2 separate regions of the Homo sapiens genome follow, and region 2 is linked to region 1. The links are chromatin contacts, found by Hi-C or POLR2A ChIA-PET in ENCODE. All regions are on one chromosome and are shown on one strand. Each heading gives the region's core, a stretch centred on a gene start or an enhancer-like site at or near the end of the contact. The rest is flanking DNA. Distances are from core to core; before and after follow the strand shown.

Evidence for each region. A loop is a pair of places that touch in the nucleus more often than their neighbours do. ChIA-PET counts read pairs that join two places held with the same protein, here RNA polymerase II (POLR2A). Pooled maps may share reads with other maps.
Region 2: a loop to region 1 is called in a map of Calu3, with 4 times the contacts of the local background. The contact joins the enhancer-like site here to the promoter of LINC02735 in region 1. A Hi-C loop is called at or near these places in 1 of 168 maps with a recorded cell type or tissue (Calu3) and 1 of 50 pooled maps. POLR2A ChIA-PET finds 5 or more read pairs at or near these places in 2 of 52 experiments (MCF 10A and activated CD4-positive, alpha-beta T cell).

What each region holds. Positions count from the first base shown.
Region 1 is chr11:56,845,225-56,852,855 of GRCh38, forward strand. It overlaps LINC02735 (long intergenic non-protein coding RNA 2735), which reads left to right and starts at 3,254. Exons shown (of 3, transcript NR_110137.1): 1 at 3,254-3,391.
Region 2 is chr11:56,881,374-56,889,004 of GRCh38, forward strand. No RefSeq gene overlaps it. Among named protein-coding and RNA genes, the nearest start is that of LINC02735, 37 kb to the left of the region's middle. Within about 2 kb of position 3,903, at least 8 of the 41 ENCODE cell types and tissues checked have a DNase peak (open chromatin) inside an H3K27ac peak, as active enhancers do.

The DNA of each region.
Region 1 (7,631 bases), core at 2,004-4,503:
CGTGCAGCAATCGTGGGCCAGCACGAGTTCTGGGTGGGCGTGGGCTTGGCGGCCCCGCACTTGGAGAAGCCAGCCATCTCCGCCAGCCCCCGGCAGTGAGGGGCTTAGCACCTGGGCCAGCAGCTGCGGAGGGTGCTCTGGGTCCCCCAGCAATGCCAGCCTGCCAGCACTGTGCTCCAATTCTTGCTGGGCCTCAGCTGCCTCCTTGCAGGGCAGGGCTCGGGACCTGCAGCCCGCCAGGCCAGAGCCTCCCCTGCAGTGGGCTCCTGCCGGGCCGAGCCTCCCCGATGAGCACCGCCCCCTGCTCTAAGGCACCCACTCCCATGACTGCCCAAGGGCTGACTAGTGCTGGCACATGGCGCTGGACTGGCAGGCAGCTCCACCTGCAGCCCCCTGTGGGATCCACTAGGTAAAGCCAGCTGGGCTCCTGAGTCTAGTGGGGACTTGGAGAACCTTTATGTAAGACTAGGGGATTGTGAATGCATCAATCAGCACTCTGTGTCTAGCTCAAGGTTTGTAAATGCACCAATCAATGTTCTGTGTCTGGCTAATCTAGTGGGGACTTGGAGAACCTTTATGTCTAGCTGAGGGATTGTAAATACACCAATCAGCACTCTGTGTGCAGCTCAAGATTTATAAACACACCAATCAGCACCCTGTGTCTAGCTCAAGGTTTGTAAATGCACCAATCAGTGCTCTGTGTCTAGCTAATCTAGTGGGGACTTGGAGAACTTTTGTGTCTAGCTCAGGGATTGTAAATGCACCAATCAGTGCCCTGCCAAAATGGACCAATCAGCTCTCTGTAAAATGGACCAATCAGCAGGATGTGGGTGGGGCCAGATAAGGGAGTAAAAGCAGGCTGCCAGAGCCAGCAGTGGCAACCCACTGCCGCTGGGTCCCCTTCCCCACTGTGGAAGATTTGTTCTTTTGCTCTTTGCAATAAATTTGCTGCTGCTCACTCTTAGGGTCCACGCCACCTTTATGAGCTGTAACACTCACCGGGAAGGTCTGCAGCTTCACTTGTGAAGCCAGCGAGACCACGAACCCACCAGGAGGGACGAACAACTCCCGAAACGCGCCTTTAAGAGCTGTAACACTCACCGCAAAGGTCTGCAGCTTCACTCCTGAAGCCAGTGAGACCACGAACCCACCAGAAGGAAGAAACTCTGGACACACCATCTTTAAGAACTGTAACACTCGCCGCAAGGGTCCGCAGCTTCATACTTGAAGTCAGTGAGACCAAGAACCCACCACTTCCAGACACACTTTTGATCTTTTGCAATGGTTAAGACTGGACACTCTGAGCCTCGCCTGCTCGTGTGGCATTGGCCTCATACCAAGCTTTGGAGCCTACTTGCATAAATTGCTTTCTACCCAGATTGCAGGATTTGCATGGTAAACTCTCCAGCAGTAGAAATGGAAAGGACTTTGAGTCAAGGGAGGAACACAGAGCAGGCAGCACAAAGACACACATATCCAGAGATATCTCGGGGATATTTTGCAAGCCTTCTCCTGAGGGCTGTTGATGGACTTGAATCCATTAAAATTGCTGCTTCTCTAAAAGCTTGACTCACTGTCCTAGAAACAATGTATATCAGGGTGGACTACAACTAGGATTTGGATGACAGTTTAACAATTCAGGTCCTGACTTGAAAAACCACTATAGCACTCCAGCACGTCTTTTTTCCCACCACAAAAACAATAATGCTTGGAAGTTCATAAGCAAGTAAGCTGAGTTTTTGATTCAGCAATATAGTCAGGACTCATTAAATAAGGGTGGGAATTATCCCTATGCCAAGGAGCCAAATGCTACTTGAATGTAAACATGACTTGGGAACACAGAAGGTGAATCTCATGTACAACAGGATGCAGAACTGAGAAGCAAACCTCAAGGAGGGCCTTGCAAGTGTTAATGAGTGAATGCCATCCCCACCACAGCCAGCCTGAGTGCATGTTGGAGACCGCATGCCCCAGGTTTCCTCCCACACAGCACAGAAAGGAATGGTCAGAGTTACGCAGTGATTTACATTCACCCTCTGATCGGGAAGCCCAGAAAACATGGACTAAATCCCAATACAGTGGAGTTAGAGATAAATATCTAGGGCTGCTTTCCTCTTTATTTCATTTCCTGCTCATAGCAAAGAATCTGGTCATGGAGAGGGAAGCCTAATTCTAACAAATCTACTCTTAAACAAAACTATTTCGCAGCCCAGGGTTTTTGCAGGGACGATAATGTTTTCAGCCAGACTCTGCCCAGCAATTCCAGAATCATCAGGGATAAGCTCGCAATTCAATAAAAGGCTACAGAAGCAAACTAGGCATGGATGTCACTCCACAAGAATACACAAAGATTGATCATGGCAAGAGTGTGATGAACAAAAACAGTCCTCATATCTAGATTTACAGCCTTCTCTTCTCAGCTCCCCAGTCCAGGCAAAACATTTAGCCGTGGTCAATTTAATGCTATGCCTCCTTTTTCTGTCTCCAAAAAAGAAAGGTCAGAAGTGGGATGAACAGACCCTTGCAAGAAAATCGGAGTGGAAAATAAACCGCCCTCTCCGGGGAGCTGAAACCAGAAAATGTATGACAACTGAGCAGCTCATCAGATGGAGGGGAGAAATACCAAAAGACAAGAGAGATCAGGGAAGGTATGGGCAGAAATGAGAAGAAAAATTTTTCTAAAGTAGAAAAGTGAGTGGCTCCTGTAAGTTGCGAGTGCTAGAAAATAACAGAGGACAGGTGGAAAATAGGCACTTTGAATTTGCACTTAATAGGCTTTTGGTAAATGTAAAAAACAGTTTCTTCCTTTGAAAATGTTTTTAAAAAGCAAGATATTCACCAAAGACATATGAATGCCCATTAACAGATCAAAATGTGTTGAAACAAAATTGTGATTAAAAAGGCATCGTATTGACTCTACCAAAATGGCGAGTGGCAGCAGGGGACACACAGAGATGCTGCTGTCCCTGCAGTTCTCAATCCCAGTCCCAAGAGGTTCATTACGCTAACGGAACTTCTGTGCTGCGTGACTGCATGGCTAATTTGCAGCCGCTATCCCTCCAGCTAAAAAATGTCTAGACAGGGAGGCTCCTGACACAAATAGAGACATTAATGATTAACATGAAATTCATCTTTACATCAGTAGCAGGATAATGGAAGTTTATAGGAATAAAAGGCCCGTTGTCATTTGGCAGTTTGTGAGGATGAGCACATCATATTTTAAGGTTTAGGGTCTTTAGACACATACTCCCTTAGTATACTAAGGACCTGGAGGCAATCTTGCCAGACTTCCTCTGCAGGCATCTTTAATTTTCTTGTATCATAAATTTTTATCTTACATTCTATACAAGGGGGAATCACTGAGCTGATGAGTGAGCCTAACCATTTGCCCGTAAGTATGAGGCTTTGTTGTTTTATATTCAGTGTGAATATGATAACTCACATAACCTCTCTTATGAACCTCTCTTTTTCTCTTTTTGGGTGGGGGGGGGTGATTTTTTAAATGGCCTTGAAAAGAAAGCCAACTTCTGGTATTGGAGATGGAAGCAAAGAATAATAAAGAGTAAAAGTAATCGTTCTCAGATTGAAAACAAAAGATTTGCTGTAATGTAAAAATGGAAAATCAAATTTAGTAAAAGCTTATATCTACAAGTTGAATAAATTCAAATGCTGCTTACACAGAAATAGGAGAAAAATTTAATAGAACTATTTCAGGAGCATTGCCAACGCTGAAAAAGCTACTTGTCAAGTGAGAGATACAACAGTAGTGAAATCTGAAAAGGTGATTTACTTTTCATGCCAGGATTAGCACAGGAAAACAAATGGTTCTTAGTAGAAATGTACTTCAGGACAAAGTCAGAAACTTGGCAATACACATTCTTAAATTACACATAGTAAAATGTTCTAGTGAGCTTGTCTAATCCAAGTTTACTATTGAGTAGAAGTTTACCACTGAGTTGGTAAGAGAATTTTAAGGGCTGTTTTCCCTGCTTCATATAATCAAACAAAGAACATTGACTGACTTTCCTGATTTATCAGATATTTTTGTTTTTATGTTTTTCCTGAACTGAAAAGCCAAAGTGGCCCATTGCAGAGGAGGTTAGAAACCAAAATAAATGATCAACACAGACAGCATATATCTACAGTAGATGAAAGTGCTTTGGCACACAAATATCCCCAAGACAGATGAGCTTCTGGGTTAAAGCAGGTAAAAAGTGACTCATCTTCTTTAGGACAATGCTGAAGTCTTCATTTTAAGCTGGACTTGTTTCACCATTTAGGAAAACCCCCATGATGCCAAGAGAGAACAATAAGAACTTAGTGAGGGTATATTGACAGTATAAAAAAAGGAAAGAATAATAATGCCAGTATTTTTTCATGTATTAAAACATGTATCCCAGATAAAACATGTGTCCCAGAATTTAAAGTAAAATAAATAAATAAAATTAAATAAAAATGCTTCAACAATGCCACATGAAATAAATTTTAATAGTCTTCTTTATTTTAGTAACTTTATCCATTACTTTAGTCTTATATTTATAGAAATGTTAATGCCCAAAGAACCAACTGAAAAGTAGAGAACAGAAAGTTCTCAGAAAAAGAAATGTAACTGCAGCCCTAAACTTATGAAAAGATACTCATCCCTCTCATACAATGAAAATTAAGACTACACAGAAATAGCATTTCTCACCTATTTGGTAAAAATTCAAAAGCTTAATAATACACCAGCTTCTGGGGAAACTGTAGAGAAACAGGCACTCTCTCACATTGCTATAATGAATGTGCAGTATGTTTCAACTTCTAAGGAATGCAATTGTGTAATATCTATCAAAATTATAAATGCGAAATATCCATTGTTCTTTATCCATTGACAGATGAGTAGATAAAGAAAATGTGGTATATACGTACAACAGAATATTAGTCAGCCTTAAGAAAGAGAGAAATTCTGCCATTTGTGGCAACATGGTTATACATTAAGTAAAATAAGTCAGATACAGAAAAACACTGTATGATTTCACTTATATGTGGAATCTAAAATAGTCAAACTCATAGAAGCAGAGGGTAGAATGGTGGTTGCCAAGAGCTGGGGAGAGGGGAGAATGAGGAGTGATGGTTAAAGGGACAAAGTTTCAGTTATGCAGGAGAATTTAATACCTGAGATCCAACATATAGCATAGTGCCTATAGCAAGCAATACTGTATTGTATACTTTAAAATGCTAAGGGGGTAGATTTTACATTATGTTATTATTTTATCTTACCACAAAATAATAATAATAAAGAGAGCAGAAGGAAACTTTGGGAGGTGATGGATATAATTATGGCCTGGATGATTGCGATGGTTTCATTGATGTGTGCTTTTATTCCAAAACCTATTGAGATGAATACATTAAATATATACAACTTTCCATATGGCAATAATGCCTTGAGAAATGGTTTAAAAAATGCAAATGCATTTACATTTTGACTTGTATCTAGTAGTATCTTACTACTAGGACTTTATCTGATAGATATTCCTGCATATGTTCAAAATGACTTTTGTTAGTTATTCACTGCAGCATTGTTTAAAGGAGAAAAAATTAGAAAGCTCCCAAATGTGCATTCATAAGAGACTGGTAGACGGATTGCAATTAAAAATGAATGAAGAAGCTCTCTGCCTATTGATCTGGAAAGAAACCCAGGATATATTAATAAAAGCAAAGCAAAGGATTATGAGCATACTGTGTTACCTTTATATAAGAAAGAGATGGAGTGGGGACCAACAACTAAATTCATGCCTATATTTACATTAAAGAAACACTGGACAGATACTAAAGGAAGTAATAGAAGTTGTTGCTGGGACAGCCAGGTGAGAAGGACTCCCTGGCAGAGCTTCCAATCAGCCTGCGTACTAGGAGGAATGTACAATGGGATATAGTCACAGAAGTTTGCACCATTTGCAGCCCCTCATCTTCCTGTGTGGAACCTGGGATTCAAGCTGACAGGCAGGAAGCACACTAGCAGTAACTCTGGCCTTGCAGAGATTCTCTGTTCCCCTTTTTTTCCTTTTCCCCCAGTGAAACCCTACCTCACTCACCCTTAAAATCATCTGCAAGCCTAAATTTTCTTGGCCGTGGGACAAGACCCCATCTTTAGCTGAACTAAGGAAAAGTACTACATCATTTTCAATATGAGATTTGGGGGATGGGATAGAGTAGATAGGAATAGAGGTAGGGTAGAAATGAGGTTTATACAAGTCTATAGTATTTACCTGTCTGAATATATATCTTTTAAAGTAAATAAATGAAAGCCTAAAAAAAGGTCAATTAAATTTTTTAGTAAGTTACTAAAAGAGAAATTGCCATTTATGAGAGAAATTATGGGGGGACATGATGCAGAAATTTTTTTGTGGAGGTCCCACTGATATTTAAGTGGACAAGGTCCATGGATGGATCTGAAGGTGTCTATTGAACCTTGAAATTGAATACAAAGTGTTAGCTCTCTTCCCATATGTGCATATCTCCAGGGGAATTATCTATAGTTCTCATCAGATTATCAAAGAACCCCATAATGCAAAACAAGTTACAAAACTAAAAATTTAGGAAAGTCTCTAGACTTACTTTTCCTGAATATCAAGATACTATATGACTTGGTTGTTATAAATATAAGGTCTGGATTCAAGAGACCTGGGATTACCATCAAACTTCACCGCTTACTAGTCGTGTGTCCCTGGGCAATTTATTCAAACTTTCTGGCCTCGCTTTTCTTATCTGCTATAGAAAGAAAATAGTAATATCTACTTAACATGATACTGTAAGGATTAAACTAAATAATGCATGTAAAGTGCTTAGCAAAATGCCAGACATGTAAGCACTCAAAAAATAGAGCCTACTATAATCATTCAACTTAATATCAGTACTGTGCTTACATAGCAAGTTTTGAAAGAGGTCAGATAATGCACTGAGTTTTGGACCTGTTAAATTTGAGATGCCTGGAGATACCTAAGTGGTATCTCCAGCTGAGAGCTGGATTTAAAGGCCTGGGATGCTAAAAAATGCTCAGCCATGTTATTACATTTTTGTTTTGTCTACACTCACCCTCTTGATGATCTCATCTAGTTTCATGCCTTTCAAAACCATCTATGTGCTGATGATTTACAAGTTTATATGTCCAGCTCAGACTTGTCCCTTAAAGTCAGACTCCAAATACCTACTCAACAAATAATTATTGGATGTTTTATAGGCATCTCAAAATTAATATGTGCAAAAACCAACTTCTAATCTTTCCCTTAACCTAACGCACCTAAAGCCTTCCACATCTTAATAGTGATTCCATTTTTCTAGTTAATCCACAAATTTTGAAGACATCCTTGATTTTCCTATTTTTCTTCTACCCCACATCCAATCCATGCTATTGAGTGGTTCTACTACAAAATATATCCATATCTAATTATTTCTCCCACTCTCTCTTGCTGCTACCCAATCCCAAGCTACTAATATCTCTCTCACTAGAATTATTGTGACAGTAACCTAACTGGTTTATCTGCTTCTACTTTTCTCCTAGAATAGTAGAGAGAATCAATTCTCAGCACAGCAAACAAATGATTCTTGAAATCAGACCAGGTCCTTCCTGTGCTCAAGGGCTCAAGGGCTCC
Region 2 (7,631 bases), core at 2,653-5,152, 37 kb after region 1:
CAGGGGAGAAACAGGTCACTTCCAGCCTGATGACTGGGAAAGGCTACTCAGAGAAGGGGCAATCCGAGCTGGACCTTGGAACAAAAGAGAGAGTAAGCATAAGGACCAAAGAAACCTGGAATTTATAGAGGTATAAATGTAAGGTATTTGGTAAGATGCTTTTACTGAAGGAGAGACTTTGTGTTGGGAAGCAGGAAGTGATGGGCTGGGGACAACACTGTAATTATCAGGCTAGTGGTTTTAGAAATTATCCTATAAGCAATGAAATATCCATTAAAGAATTTTAGTAAGTGTGTGACCTGTTGAAAATCATCCTTCCAGAAAAATAATTAGTGTGAGAGTTATACCTAATGAAAGTATAAAATTGGCACCCTCTTCATCCTTTTCCTCCTGTAATCTCTTCCCAGGGAAATTCACTAGCTAATCTCCTGGTCTTCAGTTTTCCATACTGATTTATCCTCCATACATTGTCTGGTGGACTTTTTAAAAATATGTCTAATTGTGGCACTTAAAAAGTCAGGATGTTTCTTAATGTCCATGCTGCAACATGGATAAATCTCAAAATGATTATGTTGAGGGAAAGAAACCAGACCAAAAAGGAAAAATGCATAGTATATGATTCCATTTATATAACATTCTAGAAAAAAAAATGACAGAAAGCAGAGCAGTGGTTGCCTAGCAATGGGGAGAAGGTGAGGAGGAGGGGTGAGAGTGTGATAACAGGGGGATGAGAGGACTTTAGGAGGCAATGAGATAATCACTGTCTTGTGTGCTAATGGCTTCACGGGTATATACACATGTCAAATTTTGCACCTTACATACATGCAGTTTAGCATTTGTGGAATTGTTACACAGTTATACCTCAATATAAATAATACCTCAATAAAGCTAGTTTAAAAATAAAGTGACAATGACGATGTGGTCCAGTCTCAAAGCAGAAAGCAAAACAGTACAACTAAAGACCAGTTTTTAAAGTAGTTCAGGCTATTTTCATGTATTTTCTGAACTCGACAGCATCAACTCTCTAAAGCGCCCTTATTCTTTCTTGATCCAGCTTCTTCCAAATTCCTTCGCTGTTCCCACATCCGTTTATTCTAAATTCCTTGAAAATTTTACCTTCTACCATCAGCCATAAGGGAATAGATTCTCTATTTTTTCTAAATCATATTAAATCCAGTTCCAGACTCCAAATGTTGGCAAGAAGTTCTCAAATCAAGTATTTTTGGTATTAACCACTGCCCTTTTATTGTTTAAGGATCTCAGGGTACCAGAAGAAAAGAAATAATAGAAGATGCCTCATCTTCATTCTGTGGTCATCCTTATCACTGTTGATCGTTCTGCTACACAAGGCTATTTTTTTACCAGTTAGCATTCAGTAGTTCTTTCATTGTGCCAGGCATTAAGCTAAATGCATTTTCTTACTACTCATAACAACCCCATAAGAAAAGACACATGGTACCCCCTTTTCCCACTCACTTGCCGTCTTAGTTCGGGCTAGTCACTTACCTTCTCTGATCACCAGTTGTCTCTTGTAAAGCGAGATGTAAAACTAGGTGGCTCTTCAAACTCTGACATTGGTTTTTTTCTTTATTTACTATACATACCAATGCCAAATAAGGTGCCGTAAGAAAAAAGAAAGGTGGATTGCACACTGAAATTGGGCTCGTTTTCATAGACTGAACCTACATGGACATTTACTGGCCTAAAGTAACTTTATCTCTTTCTTTTCTTTTCTTTTCTTTTTTTTTTTTTTTTTTTTTTTTTTTTTTTGAGATGGAGTCTTGCTCTGTCACCAGGCTGGAGTGCAGTGGCACGATCTCAGCTCACTGCAACCTCCGCCTCCCGGGTTCAAGCAATTCTCCTGCCTTAGCCTCCTGAGTAGCTGGGACTACGGGTGCATGCCACCACGCCCAGCTAATTTTTGTATTTTCAGTAGAGAAGGGGTTTCACCATGCTGGCCAGGATGGTCTATCTCCTGACCTCGTGATTGGCCTGCCCAGGCCTGCCAAAGTGCCGGGATTATAGGCGCAAGCCGCCGCGCCCAGCCAGTAACTTTATTTCTTTTTCAGCGTACTCAGAACAGATTAAGACTACAAGAAATCCCTGAATACACAGACACATTTAAAGTTCTTGGAGACCATCTGGTCCCTGGAAGAATTCAAGACTTGATTTCTGAGCACATAGAAGAAGTCTGAGGCTAGGCAGGTTTTTTCTGGGATCTGGCAGGGACCCAGCCAGGACATGGTGTAACACGGGCAGTGGTATTCCAAGGACAGGGTGATGGGAGCAGTCTACGCTGGTAGAAAAGATGATTTTATCACTGGCTTTAACAAAATTATTTTTAAGTGGCAATCTTCAACCATATGTGCTGCTACTTCCAGCAGTCTCTTCCAGGACTGCTGATTCAGCATGGCAAACTTCCCCAAAGCATCCAAGGCCACAGTGCCAAGTGGCAAGCATCCCTGTGCCCCCAAAGATACCATACAACACAATATATACCCAGCTTCAATATGGCAAGACTGGGCTCTGCTTCACGGGAAGCTCAAAGCCTCATCACAGGAAACTCATACATTGCTACTGACAGTATAAGATTATACAACCCCTATGGAGGGCCATAGAACAAAACTGCCTACATTTTCACCTTTTGACTCAGCAATTTCACATTAGAAACTTACCCTGAAGATACATGTCCTAGATATCCATGCAATGAATATCATGGATATTAATTATCAGTAAAAAATAATACACTCTACGGTGCTTAGGGGTGAGGTGTCACAATGTCAGTAACGAACTCTCAAATGAATCAGAAAAAAAAATGGATGGATAGTTGAACTGAATGAATATAGATGGATGGATAGAGAGCAAAGGATGAATGGACAGAAATGAATAATGACAGAGATAAATGATTGATTGACTGATAGCACATGCAACGTGAAATAAATAAAGCAAACATGGTAAAATTCTGAAAACTCATGAATCCAGATGATAGAAAGATAAGTATTCACTTCCCTATTCTTGCACTTTAGGTTTGAAATTTTAAAAAATAAAATGCTGAGGAAAATTAAACCAAATTACTTTGTTCTTAAAAGACTGAGGGACCATGGGCCAAGGACCTCATGAAACTATAGGATAAACTTACGGCATTTCCCAAAATTGAAGTGAGGCTAAACTGGATATTACTGAGCAGGAAGCAAAATAGCCATGAAGTTTTAAAATAAAACTGCATCAACCAGTCACTTGAAGCCACTTGAAGCTTGAACCCTAGAGCTTACATTTATTTTCCTTAAATATTAGAGAGTATTTAGGGAAAAATTTGAAGAAGCCATCTTCATTTCCACACCTTTTAAGCTATCTAACTCCTTGCATGAGATTTCCTCTCTTTGAACCTGATTTCTCCTTTGAGAGAAATGGCATTAACACTTATCACACACTACTATTGTGAGAATTAAGTAAAATTAAGAGGTATGTAAACATGAGGGATGCATGGCAAATGCATCACGAGTGTCTCTTCTCTTCAATTTCTTTCTACCAATAGTGTACCTAAGAGACCAGCTAAAGGTCATTGGCAAACCTAAAACGATGTCCCATTCCCCGAGATATTCATTCGTGCATTATTCATTTACTTAGCAAATATTTAGCAAGGACCTAATTTTATGCCAGACTCTACAGTGATGAACAAAACAGGCAAAAATCCCTGCCCTCCTGGATGTTGGAATTTAATCCCCTGCTCTTTCCTCCACCACTCCCTGTCTCTTACTTGACTAGTTGAGCACCGTTTTGGGTGTTCCTGAGAACAGGCCTCTGTTTCTCCTCTTCCCCCATGAGATAAGGCAGCAGCTGAGACCACAGAAGTAAATGATTGCTTTGAGTTTGTGTGAAAACAAGGCCACACTGCCCCACTTGAATCCTGCCCATGGCAGGATCAGGGCTAGCCAATAGCAGGCTGTCAGCACAGCTAAAGCAGTCCTTCCTGAATGTCTGCTTTGAGACAATGAGACTCTTTTAAGCCAAGGCACCAGTAGCTAATTTGAGTGTTTTTCAAACAAACTTTGTTGAAATTATAAAGCAGCACTTCAGAACAGTTGCCCTGGGAAAAATGGGAGTGCAGTTTACACAGTGTTCATACACACAGAGCCAGGGTGTGCCTCAAGTTAAATGAACCCATCTGGGGAGCAGATCGGCCCTGATCATAATGAGCAAATCAGCCCATGATAAAAATAGCTGCACTCACATGCACTTATAATAAAGTAGATCTCAAGGATCTCAAAGCACATTATAAACAGATAGGTAAGTAGTGAGCCAACAGAAGAATCCCTTTATGTTCAGTCCAACATTCTATATGGTTCTGTAGCTAAGAAGAAAGGTTATGTTTTTCTCTGTGTGACACAATGGATCCAGCTGGAATAGCTCCTATGGAGAACATAGAAAATCTTGTACTCATTATAAAATCACAATTATCATAATAATATTAACTTGGTACCAAAGTAATTGCTGTTTTTGCCATTACTTTTAATGGCATTAACACTATTACTAACCTAATAACAGATTTCTGCATTAAAACCATACTTGTACTTTCATTGTCTCTTTTGAGCCTCACAACGGCCCTTTAAGATAAGCAGAATAGGTATCATATCTAATTGAACAGAGAAAGAAACTGAAGTTCAGAGAGGGTAAGTGCCTCATATAAAGATGCACAGCTTTTTAGAAAGAAGTAGCATAAAAGAGACATGAACAGTTTTTATGCTAACACTGGCACTTTTTTGCTCTCTTTGCTATCTTCAAAAACGATCTTCTTTCTCTGTTGGTTACAGAGTCTGAATCCTCAGAACCTCAAAGTGGCATAGGCTGGCATCCAAGCCTGTTGTAGAATTCTTTTTAATGATTTCCATTTTTTTACCATAAAGAGCAATGCTTTGGTTTTGAGGGTGTTACTATAGAACTGTCCATAAACTTGATCTTTTGGTTGATTTATGACATTGTGGAGCTGGAGAATGTTCATTTCTTAATTTAAAAGGCGTGAAGGATCCTGAAGAAGAGAGATTCAAAGTGGGACAACTGTGATTCCAAAAATCAAGCCCTTGTCCGTGGGAGAAGGAAAGATCAACGTGCTTCTTCAGTCTGTGATGAATGCTTTGATGTTCTTTCTCCCACTGCTTTTATTGAACTAATACATGTTTGTCTCTTTTTCTTGCCCATTAACTGACTGTATTCCCACTTCCTTTAGGAACACTGAATTATTCAGTTCAGAGTTCAGTGCCTGGCGATTGCATGTGCTCACTGAACATTGCTGAGGTTGAGTAATATGCTGACTCGGAGATAAATAAATGATATCAGTAGCTAATATTTACTTCGGGGACATCTAGGTATTATCTTAAGCACGATACATGAATTAAGATATTTAATCTCTACAATGGAAAGTCTATTAGGCATTAGTATAATTAGCTTCCTCTCTATTTTAGAAATGTGAAACTGAGGCACAGGAAGATTAAGGCACTTGTCCCAGTTCACAGCACTAGAAGAAGCGATCCTGGATTTTGAATCCTGGAAATCTAGCTCTCTACAAAGAAACCACATGCTTAGGAATGGAGGGAGTTGGGCAGTGTGTTTTCTTTATTTGTTTTGTTTCATTTCAGCAGCTCCTCATACAGAGAAAAGAAAGTTTTGTTCATCTCACATCTCCAGATTATCTAGTGTAGCCATCAGAAAATAATAAGTTCTTGTGAAAACTTCAATAAATTACATGAAGACAAGATGGTTTTTGGCAGCAGGAAAAACTTATATAATACCTCTGACCAGTTTCAGGCTGAGAAATAGGGATACTGGGATTTTGAAGGTCAAACTGCTTTGGCCAAGGGATACTGCCTTGAGTATCTTAAGTAATTGAATACACATATTTGAGTCACAGTAATCCCTATTCTGCTGCCCTGTTGAGAGACGATGTGAAAATGGCCCAGTTGTCTTAAAGATGGTGAAAAGTCCTAGAGGCACAATGCTGGCCCATGGAAGCCACTCCATATGGGTTTGGTGGATGGATTCATAAATGAATGAATGAATCATTCACCTTCAACCAGCAAAAGATGCCTGCTTTTCAAATAGTTCAGTGTGGGATTCACACCTCAGAATCTTATCCTTAAAAGAACTTTGGTTTAAACACTTCTTTTTGTAATTGTTGTAATCTTCAGCATTACATCTGAGGCAAGGAATTTACCAAATTTTCCACCAGGAAGCATTAAAATATGAGGGAGCCAGGGGAAGGGGGTGGGGAGTGGTTACTGAGAAGGGGTCAGTTCTCTGTGATGCTAGGACATTTGTTTCTGACTTTGGGAAAAAATTGAACATAGCTAACATATCCCCATATTCCGACTGCATCCAATCTGAAAAGGAACATTTTAAAGTTGCCAAGCATACAGAGGGCTTTTGCTAGGAAAGCTCTCATTACAAATACTTTCTGAGTCTTCCAAACAGTTTGCACGCAAATACCTGAGACTGCGTAACTTACAATGAACAGAAATATATTGGCTCGCAGTTCTGGAGGCTGAAAAATCCAATATCACAGTGCCAGCATCTGGTGAGAGACTTCTTCCCATGTCATTACAGGGCAGAAGGCAATAGGATGACAGAGAGGGCTTGAGGGGACTGAACTTGCCCTTTTATAAAGGGACCAATCCCACCCATGAGATGGAGCCCTCATAGCCTAATCACCTCTTAAAGGTCCCACCTCTAAATACTGTTACTATGGCAATTAAATTTCAACATGAATCTTGGAGGGGGCAAACATTCAAACCGTATCATCATGATATGGCAAAATGACATTCTCTTAAATTTACTTAAAGTGCCAGGCAACTCCTCTGGACAAGCCCCTGACCTGCCCTCACCAAACTTCCAACCAGATTCTTGCCCCAAAACCTCACTTATACCGGAACTCTGGAGCTGTCAGGAATTTACGCCTAGGACCTACAAATACTCGGTGTGCATATGTTGGATTTATAAAATTCCCATTCAGAAATCATAGACAGTGCAGGGGATTTCTGTTAATACCACAGCACCTAAGTTAATTTAATGTAATGCTGAAATTTGTGCTCATTCTTTCCTTTTGCAGATGGGAAACTAAAGCCTAAATAAGAAATTTGCCTGATCTTCCACAGATAATAATGGGGAAGCCAAAATATGATCTGAGCTTCAAAATCAGTTTCTTTCTTTGATTCTCTATTTTTATTAAAGAAACTGCCTTTTACATTATAAAAGTAAAATACTAATTTGTAGAAAACTGAGAAAGTATCACAAAAAATAAAGAAAATAATATTGAATAATGTTTTAATGCAAAGAGAAATAATGCCAATATTTTGGCATATTTCCTTCCAATCATATACTATCTAGTAAATACAATTTATTGACTAATTTTTTTCTTTTTTATATGGCAAGCAGGAGTCCATGCCATTAAAAACTTCCTGTTTAGTATCTATATAATATTCAGTAATACATACTTTGTACTTTATTTTAATATCTATGTAATATTGAGTATATACAGACTTTATTACATAGTAACACAGTCTTTATTGCTAAATATTTAGATCATTATTCTGATCTTAACAATTATAAATAATATTGAAATAAATCTCCTTCTACATAAA